3 separate regions of the Homo sapiens genome follow, and regions 1 and 2 are each linked to region 3. Evidence: chromatin contacts called from ENCODE Hi-C or POLR2A ChIA-PET data. All regions are on one chromosome and are shown on one strand. The core of a region is the stretch at or near the end of the contact, and the rest is flanking DNA. Distances in the headings are between cores, read along the strand shown.

Region 1 (3,156 bases), core at 599-3,098, 1.8 Mb before region 3:
AACGGATTTAGACTACTTAGGATTTACTTCTGGGCCAAGGAGAGGGAGGGGGTGAGGGAGGGGGTGAGGGAGGGGGTGAGGGAGGGGGTGAGGGTGGGGGCGGGGGGCTGGCCCGGCCTAAGATGGCTGGGGGTGATGCGTTCGGGGGACAAAGGAGTGCTGGACAGTTGTGTGAGCTGTAAGAAGGACCCGGAAAATACTGCAGAGTGATTGAGAGTGTAGAGGGGCCTGGGTTCTCACCTGTGCTCCCTCCCACCTTAGCTGGGTTATGCTGGGAACCTTTCAAGGCTTTGCTAAGCCTGGGTTTCCAGGAGTGCAATAAGATCGCTGTGATAAACATGTAGGTAAAGCAGTTGGCATAGTACCTTGCGTAGAATAGTCCTCAGCATATGTTTACTACTGTCGTTGTTGCTATTAATAAAAGTGACCTAGCTCCTCTCCTCGAGAAGTTCACAAGGGGCCCAAATGTGACAGGGGGAGCTATCAGAAGGCGGGAGGTGACTTCTTGCCAGGGAGCAAGCCAGGGCAAGAAGAGAGGCGCCGTGAAGCCTGCGTTCCCTCCCGCACGCGGCTTGCCTCGGTGGCCACACGGGGAGCTCAGCAAGGCCCAGGGTTCGGGAGGCGGGTCCTGCACAGCGACGCAGCCTTGTCCCGGTGGCCGCAGGCCTGGGGAGCAGGGCGCAGCACACCCGCCGCCCGCTTGCAGGCGAGACGAGAGCGGGGCGCCGGGATGCTGGCGTCCAATTTAACCACCAGGGCGCACGGGACGGAGGCCGGGGGTCCCGCTTTTCCGTCAGAGTTCGCGGTCACGAGTGGAACCCACTGAGCACTCTAGTTTCCTGGTATTTTCATGGCAGTAATTGGATGACAGAGTCAAGAGGCAGGGCCTGCGCCGACACTGACTAGCAACGCGCGGCCTCTGAGCCGCGCCCGGCCGCCCACCCCTTCCTCCTCCAGCACCGGGCCGGCTCCCCCTCCCGGCCCGGCTCGGCGGCTGGGGGGTGGGCGGAGCCGCGGCCGGGCAGTTCATTATGTTGGACAGGGCGCGTCTGCGCCTCCGGCCGCCGCGGCTCCCGGGGCCTCCGCCTGCAGCCGGCGGCGGAACGAGGGCAGGCGGCTGAGACAGGCGAGCTATTTGCATTCCCCGGCAGTCATTTTTATATGCGGAGGTAATGAAGTTGTCAGCGGCGCCCCGAGTGTGGCAGAGCCTGATATTCAAATCGCCCTGCCCGCTCCGCCTGCTCCCGCCCGCTGGTCCCGGGAGCCCCAGGCTGCGCGCGCCCGCACCGCATCGCCGCTTTGCCCCGCGACCGCGCGCGCCTCCTCGTCCTCCCCCGCGCCTTTGTTTCCGTCTCCTTCTCCTTTCCCTCCTCTTTTGTGTCGGGCCAGACTCAGCCCCAGAAACCAGCCACCCTGCCGCGTCCGACTGCCAGGGATCCCTCACGCCGCGAGGTGAGCTGGTCGCAGGTGTGGGGAAGTTCGCGGGTGCAGCTAGGCCGCCGCCCTCGCGCTCGACGCCACGCCCGCCTCCTCTTTCCTTCCCCAGGGGCCCCTTGCCCTCCCTTCACCTCCGTCTCCAAGAAAGATGACCTAGTACTGCCATTACCGTTTGGGCCTAGAGGAGTTTTCGTTCCTCTTTCCGAATGCATATTTGTGGTCATTTTTTATGATTGCAGAAACCCAACACACAGCTATTCTGTCAGGCTGCCGAGAAAAGGCTGTTCGGCAGTTGCAGCCCTGGTGAGGCAATGAGGAGGAAAGGTGGACGCACCTGCCTGGAGTGGTTGAAGGAAGGCAGTGAACATCCACGCTCCTGGGGTTGGTTTTCCTGAACCTCTGTAGCTGTGCTGCTCACTGGGGCAGCCACTGACCACAAGAGGCTGCCGAGGGCTTGCAGTGTGGCCAGGCCAGACCAGGATGTTCTCCAAGTGGGAAATACACACCCCATTGTAAAGAAGACTGTATGGAAAAAAGAATGTGAACTGGCTCATTCATCATTTAAAAACATTGATTGCATATTGAAATGATAATATTTTGGGTATATGGGGTGAAATAAAGTATCATGAATTAAATCTTTTTTTAAAAATGTGGCCACAAAGAACATTTAAATTTACACATGTGGTTCACATTATATCTCTGTGGGATCGCACTTAAGACCCAACCCCACCCATCCTCTAACTCTGCCCTCTCAGCTTGCTCTACAGGTACTTTGGAACAGGGCAGGGATGGAGGGAAGGTCCTTGTATCTTAGGGATCAAATGCCCAGGAAAATAATTAGGAGGTGTTTGGGATTATGCTGAAAACCCTGACAACACTGAATAGCAGATGTCTCTTTCTTTTCCCTTTGTTCACTGTAAAGAAAAACTTACACTCCCCCACAGCCATGCCACAATTCCATGGACCAACCATTCATGTGTGAAGGTGGGCCTCTAGGAGTGTTTTGTGCCTTTTAGGAGTTATTTGTGGCACACTAAACTTGCTGACATGCCATTTAGAAAAGTGAATACTGTGTACGCACTGTAACAACTATTCCATAAGTATTTTTGGTGTACACTGTTCCTCAGCACTCACAGGCTTCGGAGTAGGGGCTCCCGGAGTATGCATTGACACGATGCGCTGCAAATGATCCGGGCGTGGGGAAGTCCCCGAGTGTGCATTGATTCCACACACGGCCACGGCTCCTACAGGGCTTTTATGGTGCAGCTCGCCAATGATCCGTGTGTTAAAGACTCCCCAAATACACATTGACACGATAGACTGGAGTTGTTTGGGTCTATCGTGGCAATGATCCGGGGATAATGGCAGTGTCTTATACAATTTCACTGAGATTGGAGTGCTCATGGTCCTAATGGCAGAACCGGAACTGCCCCAGTTAAGTCCCACCATGGCGCCCAGTAAAGGGTGTGTGGGTCTTTGACCTTCTGCTTCATGACACTGTGGCATTGCTAATTTTACTGATATTTTAACTAACATAATTGAGTTAGCATTTTTTTCCCCCTGAAAATTCATTTTTGTAATTCAACACCTGAATTAGGGAGTCCATCTAGTGATGGTTTCATTTGGTTAATCATAAGCTAAAGACCTAGGAAAGGTCATTCTTAAACCTAAAGTGTTTTGGGAAAAATAATCGTGGGAGATGCATATGAGCTTGAGACA
Region 2 (2,846 bases), core at 84-2,583, 1.1 Mb after region 3:
CTCCTGCCTCAGCCTCCCAAGTAGCTGGGATTACAGGTGTGCACCACCATGCTTGGATAATTTTTGTTTTTTAGTAGAGATGGGGTTTCACCACGTTGGCCAGGCTGGTCTCAAACTCCTAACCTCAGGTGATCTGCCTGCCTCGACCTCCCAAAGTGCTGGGATTACAGGCATGAGCCACCACATTTGGCCTAGGCAAGCTCTTTAAAAGAGGCTCCAGGTTTTCCCTAAAGAAAGATAATTGAAGCTCCAGATTCTTCTGCTGACCCTGAAGAACCAAACAGCCTGTTGTGAACAGCCTATGGGAAGGGGCCACGTGGCCAGAACCTGAGAATAGGCTTAAGGTTGCTCAGAGTGGTCCCTGGCCAACAACTAGCAAGGAAATGGGGACCTCAGTCATCAGTCTCAGCGAAGTGAATTCTGCTAACAACCACATGAGTTGAGAGGAGAATCCTGAGCTCAAGAAAGGAACACGGTCTAGCTGACTCCATGATTTCAACCTGGGAAACCTGGAGCAGAGGACCCAGCCAAGCCACACCTGGACTTCTGACCCACAGCAACTGTGAGCTAGTGAGTGGGTGTCGTTTTAAGCTGCTAAGTTTGTGTTAATTTGTTCTGTAGCAATAACAGATGAATGCACAAGGATCTGAACCTCGTGATTCTGGCTGCAGAGCTCACATGCATCCTCCCTTCTCCAGGCAGCCTCTTCAGAGACGTCATCTCAAAAATCACTAAATCCTGGAACTTCAGGGTTGAATGGGGAACTTTGATCTAGCCCAGTTGTTTAATCAAACTTTTCCTTTGCAGCAGATGGCCACTGTGCAAGCAGACTGGGGGAGCTGCTCTACTTGCTGTGGGGTGTGTGAGCCGCTTCTGTTCTTTGCACTCCTCTCCTTGAGGAATCTCTGGGGAACACAGTTTGAGAACCACTGATCTGATCCAACAACTCATCTTTACATTTCCCTCTACAACATCCTGACACCTTGTTCCTTTGGAAAGTCTTCTGTGGCATTGAAATCTGGCTCACCGTAATTCCCACTATTGGTCCAGGTCCAGTCATAGGTGATACACAGAGCAAATGGAACTCTTTTTCCATAGGAGAATGCATCACTCATTAAAGACAGTTCTCACGTTTCATGGAAGCCTTCTATTTTCCAGACAAAACATCTCCATGACCACAAAGGAGCTGCCAGTCCCTTCTCTCCTAGTGTTTGCCTGTGTTTCTCTTAGAGTCAGGTCAGGAACTAAGCACAAAATTTTTGGTGTGGTCTGCTTCACATAAAATACGGCAAGCCTAGCATAAGCCACAGTCTAAATATTCTGTTTCCATGAATGCAGCGTTAGACCACATTTGCTTTTTCGCAACCACAATGCAGTGCTGACTCATACCACACGCAGAGTCAATCAAAATTCCCTTTTCACATATGTGGTTGCTAGGGTATGTCTTCACCAACATGTACTTAGGTGTGTTTATTTTAACCTGAATACAGGCTTCACATTCATCACCATTGTGTCTCATCAGGGATCTGGTGCATATCTTGGATGATCCTGATTATGTCATCCAACAATATTGCTCTTCTCCCTAGCATCACCTCAACTCTCAATTGGACAAATATGCCATAAATATCCTCATCGGAGTTATTGACAGAATTTTGGAACCAGACAGGGCTGAGGTCAGAGCCCTCTAGCACCATATTGATGACTATTCCCAGTGTTTGGGTCCTTCAAAAACTTACAAATCCAACTAATTGTATCATCTAATGGCAGTGATCCAACTCATAAAGGTACCACCAGAAACATAATGAACTATTTCCTGGCCGCCAAGTACAGGCATTAAGTCCATTTCTCTGCCTTCCCAAGCCAGGAGGTCACTAGAGCTCCTCCTGCATGCCCACAAACATGTAGGAGCCTCTTTTCGAGGATGTGCCTCATACCCACCCTTTTATAGTTTGCTCCTCCTTAGATAAACACCATTCCCCCCCGCCCCCCATGATTCCATTCTCTCTCATCTTTTTTTTTTTTCCCCTTACTCAGATTCCCTTGGGAAAAGGTAAAGACTACTTAGAGGATACCAGTGAACCTTGGAGTACCTAAATGACTGTGGCAGGCCTCATCTTTATTTCAGAGGAGGAATCTTTTTGGGGTATCTTATCATAAGAAATAGGGTAGGGCTCCAGTGTAAAAGTCAGGACAAGTTGCATAGGTGGGAGGGGTGCAGGGAAAGGTGGGGTCTGCATGTGGGGATGGGGTGGGGAGGGAGATGAAGGGACAAGGCTGTGTTTACCTCTGAGGTTTCCGTGGGGCAGGGGCGAAGCCAGCGTCTTCTGCAGCCTTACCCTTTCTTCCTCTCATTTCACCATTTCTCTACCAGCCACACCTTATATTAAAACAGAGGGTAAGGGGAAAAATAAGACTTGCTTTGTAAAGTGGGGTCATTGTTCTTGACAGCACTGCTCCATGTGGCATCTTGGGATGGATGAGTTCCCAGATCCACCCTAAAGTGGAGATGCTGTGATTCCACAATTCCTTTAGAGAGACCATAAAGCCCATATGAGTGGGCTTGGTGGAGATAGTCTGCGATTATAAATATATCACAAGCCTGTCTTGGTTTATTTTTTCATATACCTTTCTCCTTTATTCACATTCATTTATATAAACGTGAAAGTTGCCATGGGTCTTATAGGATACCTATGCTACCTGAAGACCAAGAGCTTCTGTTTGATCATTGAAAAAGAAGTGTTTTAGTTGTGGTTAAATTTGACAGTGCAGCATTCACCTAGTATTCATTTACCATCTCTAATAACTATCTCCCTTCCCCTGGGGATGGGGACCCTTTTCTTCTCCTG
Region 3 (2,917 bases), core at 50-2,549:
TATACAGCCTCTTCAAGATCCTCTGGTCAAACTTAACCTCATATCCAATAGTCTGATGTTCTGGAGTGAGTGCAGGACTCAAACATTTATTCAACAATCAACCAACTAACTAACCAAACCACATTTACTGAATGTCTCTTGAATGCCAACCATTGTGCCATACAGGTGAAAAAGGAATTCCACTCACATTCTCTGGCCAATGGGATCCTTTATTTTTCTGCTTGATCTTATTAATCTATCACTGAGCAACCTTAGGCTGCTGCTGACAATTAATACTAAATAATTATTTATGATTCCCTATTCCTACCTTTTATTAATTATGGTACTTAATTTCTCAGTTTCAAAATTTCTGTAACATCATTGATTATAAATATATTCTATTTCCTACTAAGATGATGCCTACAATATTGAAAAAAAAAGGGGGCTCTCAATGATAGAAGGAAAAAATGGCCTTTTCTCCTAAAAACAATTATATTCAAAATAGACAAAACATACTAGGGAGAGAAAAAGGCAAAACATTAAAAAAAAAGAAAAGTAAAAGCTTAGAAGTAGATACAGTAAGATATTTGCAATTGCTATCTGCCCTTGCTCACTAAAACTAAAAATAAAATTGGCTTGCGGTTTACTAAATTTGGTTGCAAGTACTTTTCCCCACCAAACCACTCTGCAATCACATCAGTCACTAATGAAAATGATTGGGAGGGGGGATGGAAAGGAGGCTGCAGTAAAAACACACTGTATATTTTCTGGAACATATGATGAAACAGAAGGTTTCACTTCTTGTTTCAACCATTTTAGCACCTTCTCCTTTTACTCAATTTCAGGGCATGAAAGAGACTGGGCAGTTGTGCAGAATATGAGGAGAACTCATTTTGAGAGAAGATTAAAACCTGGCCCACTAATAAACTATCTTCAGTTACTGTACACATCAGTCAAACCAAATAATTCACTCTCAGTTTAACTCATTCTACAGGGCTCTGGAATAATACATCACTCTTCTGATAGAGGCACAAGTCCATTAATTACCAAACTGTGCTGCCACAGAGTTATACGGTCTTCATTCTTCCCCTATAAAGTGTGTTTTAGTTTTCGAGGCAAGAGGAGAAATTCAGAGGGGAAATGAGTAATTTAGGAACCTTTTACAGCTCTCTGGCCTGCACTAAGTAATCCTTTCTTCCCTTTCAGAGTTAATCATCAAAGGTACTGAACACAGTATGGAGGGCCTGGCCACCCATGCCCATTCAGCAACTACAACCTCCACCTAAATTCAGAATTATCATACAAGAAATGACCCATGCAGAAGAGACCAAGAGAAACAACCACATCTAGGCTGTGACAGCACAGAATGTATGTGTGTGTCTGTGTGTGTGTGCACGCGCACATGGGAAGTATAGGAACCAAATACCTGGGTCCAAATTCTAACCCTGCTTCTTCCTGGGAAGATGATCTTGTGCAAATTAACCTCACAATGCCTCTGCTTTTTGATCTGGAAAATTATCTTAAGGGTATAAGGGTACCTACCTGATAAGGTGTCTATGAGGTTACATAAGCTAATGTAGGTAATGTCCAAATCACAGTAGCTGGTATGTACATATACATACACCCTTGATAGATACCTTATTCATTCAATCCAAATTGCCACTCACTCCAGCACACTGGTATCTCTGGCTGCCAAGAGTTATGCAACAACATACTTAAACACCAAATCATCTAAATCATTTGGGTGGAACCATCGATCCTTAACCAGGCTTGTGAAAGGTTCTCTTGGCTCTGTTTACTTTGGACAGGCATCAAGCGTCTGTTTTCCTCAGAATCTGAAAGTCACTGGGTCAAGGCTGTAGAGGCCCCTTTTCACACAGAGGAACCAGTCAAGGACTGAGATTGCTCTGTGTGGTGGTGGTGGTCACCTGGCCAATTGCATGGGGAGTCACTTCGTGGCTTTGGCAGAGTCTGCCACTGTCTGCTAGAATAAATGTGGAGCCAAAATATGATTTGTCTATTTTGACTTGTGTACATTTTCTGAGTACAAGAGACTATTGATAAGAAGTTTAGGTAAGTGGAGAAAATGTTTGTTGATTCCCCAGAAAGCACAAAATGTTCATTCAGTGAAGAGAGAAGACCATTCGCTCATTATAGTTATGAATTAACGCTACATCTTCTACAGCAGAGGTTCCCAAGAGTGTATTGAAATTACCTGGGAATTTGTTGAAACACAAATTGCTGGGTCTCAGCCCCATAGTTTCTGATTTCGTAGGTGTGGGGCAAGAGGACACAGTGTTGAGAATCTGCACATCTAATACAATAATCCAGAAAATACTGCTGCTGCTTGTCCAGAGACCACTCTTGGAGACCACTGCTCTATAAGCAAGAGTACGTCACCAAGAAATTTAAATTCAGATCCTAGAACTAGAACACTACCAAGCAAGGGGGGAAATCATTCTTATGAGACAGTCATTGAATGAATGCATGAATCAAAGGGCAGATAAATACCTTCTCTTCCATCATATGCTACATTTCCCATATTTGTTTATACCGGACTCCATACTACGTATAAATAAAGACAGTCTTCAATATCCATTAAGATGACCTTCGATATCCTTCAACCAACCACAGTGGATTCTGAAAGCATACATACATGTGCATGCACACAGCCCCTGTGGTGGTCTGCTCAATGTAACTCAATCTCCTCTCTCCTTCCTTTTAATAGCAGAACCTCCAGAGTGTCTGCTGGGCAAATGGCTGCCCAGCTGCAGACTGATCTCCTCAGCACCCCCACAGCTAGGTGTGCCCACTAAGTCCCTCTTCCCACAGGCTGATAAGCAGACAAAGTGAGAGGAGGCTGGCCTCAAGCACTGAGTCAGGACCACAGCCTAGAGTAGAAGGTGGCAAAGTTCCTTTGTAAAGAGCCAGACAGTGA

What was found. Hi-C counts contacts between places; a loop is a spot of excess contacts on that map. ChIA-PET counts read pairs that join two places held with the same protein, here RNA polymerase II (POLR2A). Pooled maps may share reads with other maps.
Region 1: a map with no recorded cell type shows a loop between it and region 3 (10-fold over the local background). The contact joins the promoter of SNX10-AS1 here to the enhancer-like site in region 3. A Hi-C loop is called at or near these places in 3 of 37 single-sample maps with no recorded cell type and 4 of 50 pooled maps.
Region 2: a pooled map shows a loop between it and region 3 (6-fold over the local background). The contact joins two enhancer-like sites. A Hi-C loop is called at or near these places in 1 of 37 single-sample maps with no recorded cell type and 4 of 50 pooled maps. POLR2A ChIA-PET finds 5 or more read pairs at or near these places in 1 of 52 experiments (activated T-cell).

The regions. Positions count from the first base shown.
Region 1 is chr7:26,397,570-26,400,725 of GRCh38, forward strand. SNX10-AS1 (SNX10 antisense RNA 1) reads right to left here and starts at 1,849. Exons shown (of 2, transcript NR_136272.1): 1 at 1,772-1,849. It overlaps LINC02981 (long intergenic non-protein coding RNA 2981), which reads left to right and starts at 1,000. Exons shown (of 5, transcript NR_148502.1): 1 at 1,000-1,452. RefSeq lists enhancers at 136-1,092, 167-406 and silencers at 877-1,336, 1,427-1,536.
Region 2 is chr7:29,284,203-29,287,048 of GRCh38, forward strand. All of the region lies in intron 1 of CHN2 (chimerin 2), which reads left to right. Among named protein-coding and RNA genes, the nearest start is that of CHN2-AS1, 77 kb to the left of the region's middle. Within about 2 kb of position 1,334, at least 4 of the 41 ENCODE cell types and tissues checked have a DNase peak (open chromatin) inside an H3K27ac peak, as active enhancers do.
Region 3 is chr7:28,154,420-28,157,336 of GRCh38, forward strand. The region is part of intron 1 of JAZF1 (JAZF zinc finger 1); the gene reads right to left. Among named protein-coding and RNA genes, the nearest start is that of JAZF1-AS1, 25 kb to the right of the region's middle. Within about 2 kb of position 1,300, at least 3 of the 41 ENCODE cell types and tissues checked have a DNase peak (open chromatin) inside an H3K27ac peak, as active enhancers do.